Regions from separate parts of the Homo sapiens genome. Here region 1 is linked to region 2. Evidence: chromatin loops called from intact Hi-C (ENCODE). Cell type or tissue: adrenal gland. All regions are shown on one strand.

Region 1 (8,000 bases), 200 kb after region 2:
GAGAGCTTGCCCTGGTGCTGGTGTTTGTGTCACCCCCGCAGCATGTACCGAGGGTTCCCAGGGGCGTGGGAGGAGATGTAGCCTTGAGACCTGCCAAGGAGTGTGGGGGGAGCCCAGTGTCTGGCCCACCTTTGCTTTTCTCACCAGGAAGGGCAGGAAGGGCAGGGCAGCAGGGTCTCGATGGCCCTGCCCAGCATTGTCCCCTGTGCCACAGGATGGACCAAGAATTCTCCAGGAGGCTCAGCATGTCTGAAGTCAAAGATGACAATAGCGCCACAAAGACGCTGTCAGCGGCTGCACGCCGGTCCTTTTTTCGGAGGAAACACAAGCACAAACGCAGCGGGTCCAAGGACGGGAAAGACCTGCTCGCCTTGGATGCCTTTTCCAGTGACTCCATTCCACTCTTTGAAGGCAAGTGGCTGAGCTCATTTTCCAGTGGGCTCTCCAGATGGGGCTTGCTGTGGATCCAGGAGCTCCACAACAGGGACTTAAACAAAAGAGAGTCTTACTTTGCTTTTGTGCGCAAGTCTGAAGGTGTGTGTTCGGCTTGGTCGGGGGGTGCTGCCATCTTCAGAGCCACATCTATGGGGTGTGGCTTCCATCCTCCCAGTCACCGCCTGTCAATGCAGCTGCAGCCATCATGTCCCTGTTTCAGGCAGCAGGAGGAAGGAAGGAGTGGTAAGGCAGAAGTGTGCCTCAGCTGAGCGTGCCTCTTTCAGCAGCTATCTGGAAGCCCTAACCTGTGACTTCAACTTGCATCTCATTGTCCACTTGCATGTGCAAGAGAGGTCAAAAAGGCATGTTTTGGCCAGGCACAGTGGCTCACACGTTTAATCCCAGCACTTTGGGAGGCTGAGGTGGGTGGATCACCTGAGGTCAGGAGTTCAAGACCAGCCTGGCCAACATGGTGAAACCCTGTCTCTATTAAAAATACAAAAATTAGCCAGGTGTGGTGGCATGCACCTGTAATCCCAGCTACTTGGGAGGCTGAGGCAGGAGAATCCCTTGAACCCAGGAGGCGGAGGTGCAGTGAGCCAAGATCACGCCACCGTACTCCAGCCTGGGTGACAGAGCAAGATCCTGTCTCAAAAAATAATTAAAAAGAAAAGGCATGTTTTAGCTGGGTGCATTGCTGGCCTCAGTAAGAGGTTCAGTTACTGAGGAAGAATGGAGGGATAGCTATTGGGTAGGCAAGAAGCAATCTCTGCTGAGTGCCTTGCTTGCCATTTGTTTTTAGGTTCTTACAGGCTGCTTGGTAGTGACCAAGAGCTGTCGGTTTCTGCAGAACTTCGGCATTTCTGGCCTCAGTCCTGTGTTCATGAACAAGTCTTGTATAATCCTTATGGAGCAAGATGCTAGTCCAGGGCTGGAGTTGAGTGATAGGAGATGTCAGACATCCCCTGGTAGACAGCCCTTGTGGAAAGGATGCATTTGTCCTTTAAAGCAAGAGGCCCTTAGGAACGTGGCTCCCAGGGCCCTGGTGTGTGTCTACTGTCTACTGTCCTAGAATGTGCCCTCCCTGGCAATCAGGTGTGGGGGTGGCAGTGAGCAGCAGAGTGTAGGGCAGCTGGCTGCCTCCCTCCCTCTCTTCGCTTTTTACAATGAAGACCTTAGGCCTAGGGAGTTCAGTGGATCACACTGTAGTTCATGGCCCACTGTCACTATCAGCTGGGACAAGGGTTGGCAAACTATTGGCCATGGACCGAGTCTGGACTACTGCCTATTTTTAAATGGTCTGTGAGCTGAGCATGGGTTTTTACACTTCTTAAAATGTAAGATGTAAAAAAGTCTATTAGCCCTTTGCTGATAACAATTGCTTAATTTTGCCGTTTTGCCTTCAAAGCCTAAAATATTTACTATCTTGCCCCTTATAGAAAAAGTTTAGGCCAGGCATGGTGGCGCATGCCTGTAATCCCAGCACTTTGGGAAGCCGAGGTGGGTGGATCACTTGAGGCAGGGAGTTCAAGACCAGCCTGGCCAACATGGTGAAACCCCATCTCTACTAAAAAATACAAAAATTAGCCTGGTGTGGTGGCTCATGCCTGTAGTTCCAGCTACCGAAGAGGCTGAGGCAGGAAGATAGCTTCAGCCTGGGAGGTCAAGAGCTGCAGTGAACTGTGATCACGCCACTGCACTCTAGCCCAGGCAACAGAGTGAGAACCTGTCTCAAAAAAAAAAAAAAAAAAAAATGCCAACCTGTTACTCAAGGCAAGGTTTCTCTCTTATTTTGCTTTTTGTTTTTTTTCCTTCACTCTCTTTGGCCTCCACTCTTGTGCCCTCTGCTCCTTTCTCCGTAGGTGCCATCTCCATTATGTTTGGCATTTGTCCGGTGGTGCTAGTGTCTTTAAAAAATAGCCCTTTGTCTATTCTTCCTTTTAGCTCTTCAGGTGTTTTTCAATATATATCTTGAAGTTGTCGTTAGATACATACACCTTTTGCATTGTTACACCTTCCTGGTAAATTAACCTTTTTATCGTTATAAAATGCCCTTCTTGATCTCCAGGAATGTTTCTTTCTGAAAGTCTATTTTACGTGATATTTTTATTGACATTACCAGTTTTCTTTTGGTTATCTTTGGCACAGTTTATCTTTTTCTTTTACTTCAAACTTTTCTGTCACTTTATATTTAAATATCCCTTATAAGCAGCATGTGGGACTTTTTAAATCCACTGTGGCAATCTGTCTTTTTAAAAATTTTATCCAAGTGTAACATACATACAGCAATGCACACATTCATTTACAGAAAAGTGAGCAGTGTGAGGAATTTCCACAATCTGAACACCCCTGTGGCAGTCTTGATTGTTTCATCAAGAGTATTTACCTCATTACATAAAGTAGACATTTCCCATCTTACTGTTTGTTTTCTATTCATTCTACCTCGTTTATGTTTGTCCCTTCTTTCTTGCTTTTTAAAAATGAATCATGTGTTTTGTTTTATTCTGCCCCTATATCATCTACTGTTATCCTCTCACATCCACTAGTGTTTAGTTGTTTCTATTTTATTCTTTTGGGGGTTAAAATAGACCTCACAGTGTGCACCTTTGACTTACTGCTAAGAGAAATCATTGCTTTGGCCACTTCCCTGATAATTCTAAGACATCAAACCACTAACTCCATTTATCTCTTTTCTAACTTTGATACTATTCGCATTTTATTTTTTTATTATTTTATTTTTTGAGGCAGAATCTCGCTCTGTCGCCCAGGCCGGAGTGCAATGGTACGATCTCGGCTCGCTGCAACCTCTGCCTCCCAGGTTCAAGCGATTTTCCTGCCTCAGCCTGCCGAGTAGCTGGGATTACAGGTGCCTGTCACCACATCTGGCTAATTTTTGTATTTTTAGTAAAGACGGGGTTTCACCATGTTGGCCAGGCTGGTCTTGAAACTCCTGACCTCAAGTGAGCCGCCTGTCTTAGCCTCACAAAGTGCAAGGCACTGCACCCGGGATTACAGGCGCAAGGCACTGTCCCCGGCCATACTTTTCTCATTTTAATTCTACAGATACTTTAACTCTGACTCAGTCTGTCCATTTGCACATCAATTATTCATCGGTTTTTGCCTTTTACATTTCCATTGCTCTTTATTCCTTCCTGCAGTTTTGTGCTTCTGATTTTGTTTTCTTTCTGCTGAACAACTTGCAGAAATGTTTTTCTTGTAGTGCAGGTTTTTTGGTGACACATCCTGTCAGTGTTTGTGTCTGAAAATGTCCATTTTAATATCGTTTTTGGAGATTCTCACTGGATATAGAATTTTAGATTGGTGGATGTTTTACTTGGGTGCTTTAAAGATATCATTCCTGGTCCCTGGCTCTCTTTGTGTAGTAGTTTCCTGTGGCCGCTGTACCCAATTACCACAGACTGTGTGGCTTCAAACACACAGGTTTATCCTCCCACAGTTCTGGAGGCCAGAAGTCCACACTCAGGACCACTGGGTCAGTCAAATTGTTGGCCAACCTTCGCTCCCTCCGGGCTTGAGGAGAGAGCCTGTTCCTTGCCCCTCCCAGCTTCTGGTGGCTGCTGCCAAGCCTTTGCTGTGGCCACATCACTGTCATCTTCAAATCTCATCTGCTCCATCTTCACGTCACCTCGTCCTCCACGTGGGTCTCTCTCTCAACTCCCTCTGCCTCTCAGAGGACCCGTGGGGTTTTATTTAGGACCCACCCAGATACTCCAGGAAAAGCCCTTCCTCCCAAGGCCTTTAACTGAATCATCGCTTCTTTTGTTGCATAAGGTGTAATGCTCATGGGATCTGGGGCTTAGGACATGAGTCAGTCTTTGGGGGACACTTGTCAGCCTGCCACACTCATTGCTGGTGAGAAGTCATCTTTCCAGGCTCAGTGCTGAAGGCAGTGCCACCACCCGTCCACCACCATGAGTGGGTAGGGTTTTCTCTGCCTTCCTTTCTCAGAAAGAAACTTCTTAATTTCTTACCACACCGTGCTTCCCCCGTGTGGTTTTCTTTGTGTTTATCCTGCTCAGAAGGTGCTTAGCACTTTTTACATCTGTAGTTTGGTGGTGTGGTCGGTTTTGGAGATTCCTGGCCGCAGTTTCTTTCATATTGCTTCTGTGCTGACCTTGCCTCTCCTCGGGGTTTTTGTTCTTCGACAATACCCTGTCTGTCTCCTGTCTTCTGGGCTCTTTTTCTCCTGCATTTTCCACTTCTTTCTTTCTCTCCATGATTCAGCCAGCCTGGTTGTTTTCTACTCTTTTTTCCTGTTCATTATTCCACTCTTCTGTTGCATCCATTATGTTCTTACTTTCAGAAGTTGTATTTTATTTATCACTCTAGAGTTTCCACTTGGTTCTTTTTTACCAGGCTTTAATTCTCTGCTGAGACTTTCCCTCTTGTCATCTGTCCTCTTAAATACTTGAATCATATGTTTGTAAAGACTGCGTTTGGTAACTGTCATGTGTGGTCATCCCTGAGTCTCTTTCTGTGGTCTTTGTTTTTCTTGGTCCTGCCCCATGATATGCCTAGTTATTGTTTATTGAGATGTCAGAAGTTATGTTTAGGGGATTTTCAGGGCTCCGAGTGATGTTGCCAGCTTCCAGAGAGGGTCTGCCCTCTGCTCTGGAGATAGCCGCTGCTCGCAGATCACTTTGATCCAGCCACAGACTCAGCTGACCTCAGGCTGGGTTGCAGCTTTTGTGCAGCTGGTGGTTCACCTGACCCTAGGGGGTGGCCCACCAGTGGTCCCAGCCTGGGGTGTTCCCTAGGGCCGCTCTTCCCTAGGGAGCCTTGACTTCCAGTTTCTCACTCTTCAGCACTGGGAGGCCATGGAACACTGCTCAGTGTCTTAGTGACTGTCTTAGATGCTTAGCTTCTTGCTTTTCACAGCTTAAGAATTTGGCAAATGGCTTTAAGGGAAAACCTGTGATACCAGACTTAGTTCTTTGCCCTTCCCTTCCTCTGGAATAATGACCCACCAGGTCCTGGCAGCCCTGAACTCCGTTTTGATCTCACCTGCTTTGGAGATTTTCAGAAACTTTTCGTGGGTTCTCAGCCCTCAGCGGCGGCCCCGTGCCTGGGTTCTCAGCCCCTCAGCGGCGGCCCCGTGCCTGGGTTCTCAGCCCCTCAGCGGCGGCCCCGTGCCTGGGTTCTCAGCCCCTCAGCGGCGGCCCTCTGCCTGGGTTCTCTGCCCCTCACTCTCACTTTAGAAGTCTCCAGTTGCTCTGAAGGGGGAAAGGCCTGCAGAATGTCAGCTTCTAATACTCCAGTTTCCTTCTCTCCAGGATCTTGGCATCTCAAATTCTGTCTTGTCTCTGCCACTCTACGATGCCTTCAAAAAGATATTTCTCATTTTTTACCCAGATTTTCTAGGTGTTCTCCAAGGGATGCTGCAAGCTGTTCCATTATACCTGGGAGTGGTAATCCCTGTGTAGTAGTTTAAAAGTTACCCCAGCTAATTCTAATGCACAGTGGGTTTTGAATTCCTGCTTTAGTTTATTGCTTCCAACTGCTGCATAGCATCCCTGGTACCCCCCACCCTGCTGATTGTGCACCCACCTGCAATGGTCTAAGTGGACTCAACTCTCCACCACCCAGAGGACACTGCATGTCTTTATGCTTGCTCTTTTAGGGGCTTGTGCGGGAGTGTCTCAGGAATATATGGAGGACTGGTTTTCCTCTTATGTTAGTCTGCTAGGGCTGCTGTAACCAAATACCACAGGCCAGGCACGGTAGCTCACACCTGTAATCCCAGCACTTTGGGAAGCTGAGGCAAGAGGATCGCTTGAGGCCAGGAGTTTGAGACCAGCCTGGGCAACATGGCAAGACTCCCATCTCTACAAAAACTTTAAAAAACTAATCAAGTGTGGTGGCGTGTGCCTGTAGTCCCGGCTACTCAGGAGGCTGAGGCTGGAGGATCACCTAAGCCCAGGAGTACAGTGCTGCGATGAGCTATGATTGTGCCACTCCACTTCAGCCTGGCAACAAAGCAAGAGCATATCTCAAAAACAAAAACAAACCAAAAAACCAATACCACAGACTAGGTGACTTAAATAACAAGAATTCATTTTCTCACAGTTCTTGAGGTTGGAAATCCGAGATCTGGGTGCCAGTGTGGTTGGTTCTGGTGAGGGCTGTCATCCTGCCTTGTACGCAGCTGCCTCCTTGCTGTGTCCTCACATGTTGGAGACAGAGAGATCTCTGGTGTCTCTTCCTCTTAAAAAGCCGCAGTTCTATCAGATTAGGGCCTTGCTCTTCTGACCTCATTTAACTTACCTCCTGAAGACTCCGTCTCCAAAGGTAGTCACACTGGGGCTTAGGGCTTCAACATATAAATGTCGAGGGGACATAGTTCAGTCCACAGCACCTTTTAAAGAAAGCCATTGCCGTATGGTCTAAGGTTGGAACCCCCAGGACCATGCCTTTGCTCTGCCCTGATTAGCTGTGACCTTGGATAGGCTGTTTTTCTTCTCCAGTTGGAGTCAGTGACTCATAAGATGCTGTCTAGTCTTACAATTCTGTAATTGTGAGGACATCTGACAAAGAAGATTGTCAGGGAGGAAAAAGAATCTCCTAAATTGGTACCCCATAGTGTGGAATGTTAGTAATCATTAAGGGAGAATATGGTTTTTTTTAACCATTAACATTTTAATGTATTTCTTACCAGTTTTTTACTTAATACAACAAAGCTGGGATTACACTGCATTACACTGTTTTCATCCAGGTATTTCCACTATCATATTGTTAGCATCTTCCCATCTCAGTAATATTCTTCCAAACCATTCTTTTAAGCACTATATTGAATTCCACCCTATAGCAACTGTGCCATAATTTGAGAATATGATTCTTATACTAGTAAATGGAGGGAATGGTGACGTAGTGTCCATCAGCAGGGAAGTGGATAAGTCGATCCAGAATAAGTGTTAATGGGATGCCCAAAAGGAGCAGAGCGGCCCACGACGAATCACCAGGGATGCCTCCCAGAAACACAGCCCCGGACAAGGAGCGAGTTATAAAGTATCCACAGACACACTTAAACAATATATATTCTAGGTTTTCTTTAGCATATAAAAATCAGTTTATAAGAAGAACTAGGATACACTTCCAGCTCATAATAGTGGTTACCTTCAAGGAGCCCAGTGGGGACTGAGGTTGGGGAAGGGGTATCAGAGAGGAGTGCTGGCCTTATCCGTGAGGTTCAGATTTGTTACAGAGAGGATTTGTTTATGTAAACTCCTCTCGGAGGAAGTTCTTTGCCCCGTGACTCCTCCTCAGAGCCTTCACTCGGGACCACATGGGGTTCCAAGGTGGTGAATGTGACCACCAAACCCTCCTCCAGTTTTAAACAACAGAGCTGCTGGTCACCAGGTTAGGAAGTGCTGTGTAAAAGACTGTGTGGATGTATGTGGATAATGATCAGTTTTATTATTTTATTTATTTTTATTGAGATCTAGTCTTGCTCTGTTGCCCAGGCTGGAGTACAGTGGTGCAGTCTCGGCTCACTGCAACCTCCGCCTCCTGGGTTCAAGTGATTGTTGTGCTTCAGCTTCCTGAGT
Region 2 (8,000 bases):
AGACAAACAGGTTCTCCCTACGTTGCCCAGGCTGGTCTCGAACTCCTAGGCTCAAGCAATCGTCCCACCTCATCCTCCCAAAGTGCTGGGATTACAGGTGTGAGCCACCTCACCCAGCCAGGGAAAGGATTTACATGCAAGTCATCTGAGTCTGTCTAAACCAGTTCAACCCGAAGTGCAGTCCACAGAGCCCTGCTGTTTAGCCAGCATCCATTGAGTTACTTTCTGATGTGAGCACGTTCACTCACCCAGACCACTACCAAACAGTTCCCTAGCAGCCTAGTTTGAGTAGCACTGATTTAGAATGGGCTTTGCTAGTGAGACCTTGGGACTAGAAGTGGATCTCCAGGACTCTGTACTGAAGAACTGAATTGCAGAGTTCTTCTGAAGGTCAGGATTTCTGCTGTCTTCTAATGAAGAGCAAATGTTTTGAAGGGCACTGATACTCCTCAGATTTATTTCTTTGGAAATATGCTCTCTGATCTTCAAAATACTTCAGCTTCTTGTTTTAGACTGTTTTGTTTCTTTTTGGATATGAATTTCATTTGGTTGTTGTATAGGCTGTACATGATGGTACCTTTGTTAATATTTAATATCTTATATGAGTAACAAATTATTTATAGTTTATAGAGCACTTCACTGTATGTTATTTCATCTGATGCTCAAAATATCCCATAACATAAAGATGACAAGTGCTTGATACTGTTACCCACAGTTCACAGATGAGGAGAGTGAGGGTCAACTGGTATATTTCAGGGTTAGGACTACACACTAACTGGAGTTTCTATATTTTTCAAAAATTCCCAAGTTTTCCTTTAACCCCCCCTCCCTCCCCCCAAAAAAAAGCTTTGAGGAGAATTTCTGTTTGTTCTGCTTTAAGTGTCAGTATGGGAACATATTTTCTCAACTGTCTCAAATTCATTTTGGAATAAGGCAAAGTAATAAATAATTGTTGTCTAAATATATAATCATTCTTCCAGATGTTACAATCCAGAACAGTGAGTTGATGAGTGGCAGCATGGACAAAGGAACCCTAGGGTCAGGATCCAAGAACAATATTTTTTACATTTTGCTGCGAGACTGGGGACAGAATGAAGCTGCAGATGCCATGTCACGGCTCGCCAGGCTGGCTCCTGTCTACCTGTGTAAGTATCTCAGCATCCTTCTTTTAGTTAAAGCTGCAATTGTTAGAGTCTTAAGGGTTTACGTTATTTTGTTCTTTTACTGCCATTTCATCCCCACCACACATATACATACAGAAAAAGATACTCATTCCAGGCTAAATCATGTGTGCTGTTATTAATTAAATTAACTCAGTACTGAATAGTTTCACAACAGATTTGAATTTGCTTTTCAGTTCTCTTCTCAAAACCAGCAGTAGCTCCCTACGGTCTTCTAGACAGGGTTAGATTATAAACCATCCTTGATGGGCTGCTTCCAAGGTCCCTGTGGAAGCACTAGAACACTTGGGGCTATCCATGATTCAGTTCTCCAAGATTACTCAATATTTGCCTACTATGCTTTCACTGTTCTATTTTGTTTGTTTGTTTGTTTGCTCATGCTTTGAGTGGGCCATGAGTCAAGTGATGTTTGCATGCCCCCAAAACTTTATTCCACTCTTATACTTGCCTGGGTATACAATTTTAGATTGAAAATTATTTTCCCTCAGAATTTTGAAGGTACTGCTCTACTTTCTTCTTGCTTTCAGAGTTGTTGTTAACAGGTATTGTCGTTCTTATTCCCCAGTTTTTGTATTTGATTTTTTTTTGTTTTTTGAAGATAGGGTCTTGCTCTGTCACCCAGGCTGTAGTGCAGTGGTGTGATCTTGGCTCACGCAGCCTCTCGAGCAGCTGGGACTACAGGCATGTGCCACCATGCCCAACTAAGTTTTGTAGAAATGAAGTCTCACCATGTTGCCCAGGTTGGTCTTGAACTCCTGGTCTCAAGTGATCCACCTGCCTCCACCTCCCAAAGTGCTAGGATTACAGGCATTAGCTACCATGCCTGGCCCTTGAATTGTTTTTTTCATTTTAGAAACTTTCAGAATCCTCTCTGTTCTCACTGTGAAAGTTCACAACAATATACCTTTGGTGTGGGTCTTTTTTCATTCACTGTGCTAAGCACTGAGTAATTTCATTTAATCTGCAGCTGTGTGTCCTTCCATTCGGGAAATTTTATGTTATTTCTTTAATAATTTTCTCTCTTTTACTTTCTCTGTTCTTTCTTTTTGGAACTTCAGTTAATTACATATTAGAACTCCTAGATTAATTATCTAATTATCTTCTTTTCCATTTGCCATTTCTTTATTCTAGATTCACTTTATCTTTTAATACTTCTGTTGATTTTTAAAATTTTATCACTGTCATGTATTTAATTTCCAATACTATTTTTCAATATACTTATTCACAGGTAGTGTTTTTGTTTCTTTTTTTTTTTTTTTTTTTTTTTTTTGAGACAGAGTCTTGCTCAGTCGCCAGGCTGGAGTGCAGTGATGCAATCTCAGCTCGCTGCAACCTCCGCCTCCCAGGCTCAAGTGATTCTCCTGCCACAGCCTCCCGAGTAACTGGGACTACAGGTGCCTGCCACCATGCCCGGCTAATTTTTGTGTTTTTAGTAGAGACGGGGTTTCACCATGTTGGCCAGGGTGGTCTCGAACTCCTGACCTCAAGTGATCTGCCCACCTCGGCCTCCCAAAGTGCTGGGATTACAGGCGTGAGCCACTATGCCCAGGCTGTTTTGTTTTTAAAGCTTTCTTGTTTTGATCCCTGAATGTATCTTCTCTGATCACTCTGAGAGAATATTATTCATAGTTTTATTATATTTGCTTCCTGAATTTTCTGTATCCTTTTACTTTCTTTTTCCTGTGCATTTGTGTCTTTTGTCTTTCATGTTAAAATCTTTCCTCAAATATCTGGTGGTCCTTGAGGAGTAAGGACTGAAACACTGATTGGAAATGGAGCTGACTGGTTGATGGACCTCTCAGTTTTTTTATATAAAAGGAATATACAGACTTTCCCTCAGTGCTCTTGTTTACAGTTATTTCATCTGCCTGGTATTCCCAGACCCAGAGCCTCTCTGATTCCATTTCGCTGGGAGCGAACTCCCATCTCCTACAGGAATAAGGGCCTGGAGCCTTCCTTATACAGACTTTCCACTAGGTTTCCTTGTTTCCAGCACATTCATCATTTCCAGCAGTTGCAGAACCTAATGATCTCATTTCTGAGCCTTTCCAGGCCCATTAGTCCTCTCATCTACAGATACTTGTAGGTCATACCTTCCTATCCTGCTAAGCCAGAAGCCACTCATTCACTCTCTTTATTTCTACATACAGTATATTGTGGCTAGGATCAATGGTGGCACCTAGTTCCATCAAAGTTGGAGAATACTTTTTTGTGTGTGTGACACAGGGTCTTGCTCTGTTGCCCAGGCTGGAGCGCAGTGATGTGATTATGGCTCATTGCAACCTCCACCTCCCAAGTAGCTGGGACTACTGGCATGTGCCACCATGCCCGGCTAATTTTTTAAGGTTTTTGTAGAGATGAGGCTGATCACAAACATCTGGGATCAAGCGAGCCTCCTGCCTCAGCCTTCCAAAGTGCTGGGATTATAGGCGTGAGCCACTGCACCCAGCCCTCAGGCCACCCTTTAGTGTTTAATGTCACTCTGCTTTAGATAATAGTTGGAAACGGTATTGTGTTTCCCCACCAGATCGTAAGGTCTCTGAGAGAAGTCAGTTGAGTCCTAGTCATTTTGTGTAACTCCCTAATGACTGAGAAAGAAAGCCATTATTTAATTGAATTGTGATGAATTCTGTGAAGATATACACTTTTTTATACTTTAAACTATACATACATAGTTTATATATAGTACAAACTATATCTAGCAGGCATAAACTGTATTTAGTAGGTTTGCTGAGTCTCATTTATGGCCCTTTCTTCCTGCTCTACCAACTCAACAGCTAACCGTGGTTTCTCAATTGGGATCGGTGATGTCACACCTGGCCAAGGACTGCTGAAGGCCAAGTATGAGTTGCTGAATGCCGGCTACAAGAAATGTGATGAGTACATCGAAGCCCTGAACACGGGCAAGCTGCAGCAGCAGCCTGGCTGCACTGCTGAGGAGACCCTGGAGGTGAGCCCGGCCCTTTGGTTCAGGGTCGCCACTTGCCGTGCACAGTGGCTACGGTGGTGCTCTCTGGGGTTGTGCTGAGCCATGAATAGAGGTAGCAAAGGAGTGGGCAAGTCAAGGCATTGGCGTCTGTCCTGTTGGGGCCCAGGGCTCACTGTGTATGTCCTCGTCTGTCCTGTTGGGGCCCTGGGCTCACTGTGTGTGTCCTTGTTTGTTTCCTGAGGGTAGGGCCTTTCATCAGATCCTCATGTCCCTCCTAACTTTCACATCCAGGTGGTGAAAACATAGCCATCTGTTCATTCGGCCACACGAGGCTGCTCTTGTTCTGGTGGCACACTCAGGTCCCTTCTGTAACTGGTACTCGAGTGCTCCTGCCTTTTCTATTTTCAGCATCCTTCAAGTAGAAACTGACACCACAGCTCTTTGGTTTTTGGGGGTTTGGTTTTTTTTGTTTTTGTTTTTGTTTGAGACGGAGTCTCGCTTTTCATAGTTTTATGAAGCACTCCAGCCAGGCTGGAGTGCAGTGGTACGATCTTGGCTCACTGCAACGTCTGACTCCCTGGTTCAAGCAATTCTCCTGCCTCACCCTCCCAAGTAGCTGGGATTACAGGCACATGCCACCATGACCAGCTAATTTTTGTATTTTTAGTAGAGACAGGGTTTCACCATGTTGGCCAGCACGGTCTCGATCTCCTGACCTCGTGATCTGCCCACCTTGGCCTCCCAAAGTACTGGGATTACAGGTGTAAGCCACTACGCCCAGCCAGTTTTTTTGTTGTTGTTTTGTTTTAAGATGGAGTCTCACTTTGTCGCCCAGGCTGGAGTGCAGTGGTGCAATCTCATCTCACTGCAACCTCTACCTCCTGGGTGCAAGCAATTATCCCTGCCTCAACATCCTAAGTAGCTGGGATTACAGGCGCCCACCACCATGCCCAGCTAATTTTTTTTTTGCATTTTTAGTAGAGGCGGGGTTTTGCCATGTTGGCCAGCCTGGTCTCGAACTCCTGACCTCAGGTGATCCACCCACCTCGGCTTCCCAAAGTGCTGGAATTACAGGCATGAGCCACCGTGCCCAGCCTCACCACAGCTCTTTGAATGTATGGTCTTTGAAAGAGACTTGGATGCGGAAGAGGGAGAATTCATGTCTAATAGTCACATCCCCAGCCTGCTGCCCCTCATTTGAAACTATTTTAGCTAAGATCTCAACCAGCATGGGTCAGAATCAGAATCACCACCAGCCTGTGAGAACCTGAAACTCCCTCAGCAGTCTGAGTGCACCAGGCTTTCACCTGGCCGTCTTCTGCCTCACCGATAAACCCGTGGCACTGAGCTTTGACTCACCTGAGTGTGGAAGAAAGGCTCTTTAAGCATTGGGAAGTTTTCTAATGAAATACATTTTCTAAAGCAGGGAGAAACCAGAATTTTGTGAGGTATTTACCATTAGCTCATTCTTAATCTTACTGAGTCTTAGAGAGAGAGAAAAGGATATCCCTCACCGGTACCTCCTAGAAAATTACTTGAGACCTCGGCAGCAGCAATTTTTCATGGAACCAGACTTGTAACTGATTCAGCATCCTAGTTTGTAAGTTGAGGAGTAACTGTGGATGAGCTCATGAGCCGGAATATTCTTGTGAAGTCACCTCATCACATGCCTAGCTTGCAGACATTCAGATGTGTGCTTGGCAAGAAAAAGTAGAAAGACAAATTTACAAATAGTACAGGCAATTCTCTTTTACATACCACATATTATCTTATATATTTGTATGGGGTGCATGTGTGTGTCCACACAGCTATTTATATACAGATATTTTGTTGTGTAGGGTAGTATACACAAAGCCATACATTCTACCTTATGGGCCATTTAAAGGATTCTTCAAGTTTTTATTACTGTCAATTTTAGGCCAGGCTTGGTGGCTTATGCCTATAATCAAGGCAGGAAGATCCCTTGAGGCCAGGAGTTCAAGTCCAACCTGGGCAGTATAGCAAGACCCCATCTCTACAAAAAAAATTTTAAAAATTAGCCAGGCCTGGTAGGGACATATACCTGTAGTCCTAGCTACTCAGGGGTCTGGGGCAGGAGGATCACTTGAGCCCGGGAGTTTGAGGCTGCAGTGAGCTGTGATTATGCCATTGTACACCAACCTCAGCAACAGAGTGAGATCCTGTCTCCAACAAAAACAAAAAAAAGATAAACTGTTTGCCTTATACACCAATTTTAGAACCTTGTAGAAGATGTACATGTTCATATAGCCAGGGCATTTTGCTCCTCTAAGGTTCTGAAACATTTACTGATCGGAAATCGGGCATCTTGCCTCAGTATTTTCAAATTTCTTTAAATGTTAGATTGAACATTTGTAATCCACAGAGACAATGAGGACAACCCACCAAGGATCTCCTTTTCTCCCACTAGGCACTGATCCTGAAGGAGCTGTCTGTGATCCGTGACCACGCTGGCAGTGCCTGCCTCCGGGAGCTGGACAAGAGCAACAGCCCCCTCACCATGGCTCTGTGCGGCTCCAAAGGTCTGCATGCCCCTCTCTCACCTGCTGGCAGTGTGTTCTCCGTACAGGCTGTTTGGCTCCAGAAAATGTGATAGTCACAGCTCCAAACAGACATTTCATTTATTTAAGGGATCTTTTTAAATCAGAGAGAGAGACTTAATTATTTGCATTTTGGGAAGTTTAACTGCTTTGAAGGAACTTGTTGGTAATGTGTCTGGATTCTGAGTTTGAGGGTGCTTTGAGCAACGTGGTCTTTAAAAAAAAATGAGGCCAGATGCAGTGGCTCATGCCTGTAATCCCAGCACTTTGGGAGGCTGAGGCCGAGGCCGATTGATTGCTTGAGCCCAGGAGTTTGAGATCAGCCTGGGCAATATGCCAAAACCCCATCTCTACAAAAAATACAAAAAAAAAAAAATTAGCTGGGCGTGGTGGCTTGTGCCTGTCGTCCCAGCTAATCAGGAGGCTGAGGTGGGAGGATCACTTGAGCCCAGCAGGTCAGGCAGGTTGAAGCAGAAGAAAGCCAGGGATTTTTTAATGTACTTAATGATGTGGCATAATTCTTCTATTTTGTAGATACCGAGGCCCTCAAAGCATTTGGTTTTATGATAATGCATTCAAATTCAAAACCTCTGTGCTTCTATTTCTGTACACTTTTTTTTTAAACAGGATAAAGTCCAGTCTCTTTAACTTTGCTGCCTTTTACCCCATTGCTCTCCTGCTTCCTACCCTCAGGACATAGCCCACACTTTTCCATTTCTCTGTCTTTGCTTCCTACTTTCCCACCCACTTTGGAATTCCTCCCCCTCTCCCTTTATGTCCAAATCATAATGTCCTCCAGGAGTCCAACCTGGACTTGCTGAAGCCTCCTTGAAGACTCACCTGTCACTTCCCCAGCCTTTCCTCCAACCCACACATGCTCCTGGCTCCTCTCGCCGTCGTTCCGCCTTTCTTGGGTTCCTGACAGCTCCTTGTTGTCTTGATTGTATTTCTGTCTTCTACTGTTCCAGGACCATGACCTCATTGAGCATAAGGGCCTATTCCTGTTTTACCCTTCCAATCTGCATGCACTTCAATTAGTGTTATTTTGGTAAATGAATGTTACATTTCTGGTCCATGTCCCCAGGTTCCTTCATTAACATATCACAGATGATTGCCTGTGTGGGACAGCAGGCCATCAGTGGCTCTCGAGTGCCAGACGGCTTTGAAAACAGGTCCTTGCCTCATTTTGAAAAACACTCAAAGGTAAGCAGTAGCAGATCAGGTAGAACTGTGAAGATCTCTTAATCTACACTTTCCTCCAAGGAACACAGACCTATTCAGATCAAAGACCGTTGGCCAATTTCATGTGGAGTTTTATATATGTATTTTTTG

What was found. Hi-C counts contacts between places; a loop is a spot of excess contacts. Peaks named below come from ENCODE experiments on the same cell type or tissue, not always from the same donor. Only the 100,000 strongest peaks of a DNase experiment are listed, where the experiment ranks them.
Region 1: a loop joins it to region 2, with 2.8 times the contacts of the local background. A loop is called at or near these places in 2 of 110 quality-filtered maps.

The regions. Positions count from the first base shown.
Region 1 is chr10:77,798,076-77,806,075 of GRCh38, reverse strand. It overlaps DLG5 (discs large MAGUK scaffold protein 5), which reads left to right. Exons shown (of 32, transcript NM_004747.4): 27 at 215-411. Among named protein-coding and RNA genes, the nearest start is that of DLG5, 120 kb to the left of the region's middle. In adrenal gland, no CTCF peak of the experiment used is centred here; a DNase peak (open chromatin) is centred at 4,102; H3K27ac peaks cover 3,143 bases.
Region 2 is chr10:78,000,847-78,008,846 of GRCh38, reverse strand. It overlaps POLR3A (RNA polymerase III subunit A), which reads left to right. Exons shown (of 31, transcript NM_007055.4): 15 at 981-1,145; 16 at 3,959-4,131; 17 at 6,539-6,650; 18 at 7,753-7,871. Among named protein-coding and RNA genes, the nearest start is that of POLR3A, 25 kb to the left of the region's middle. In adrenal gland, a CTCF peak has its summit at 4,401; no DNase peak of the experiment used is centred here; H3K27ac peaks cover 1,211 bases.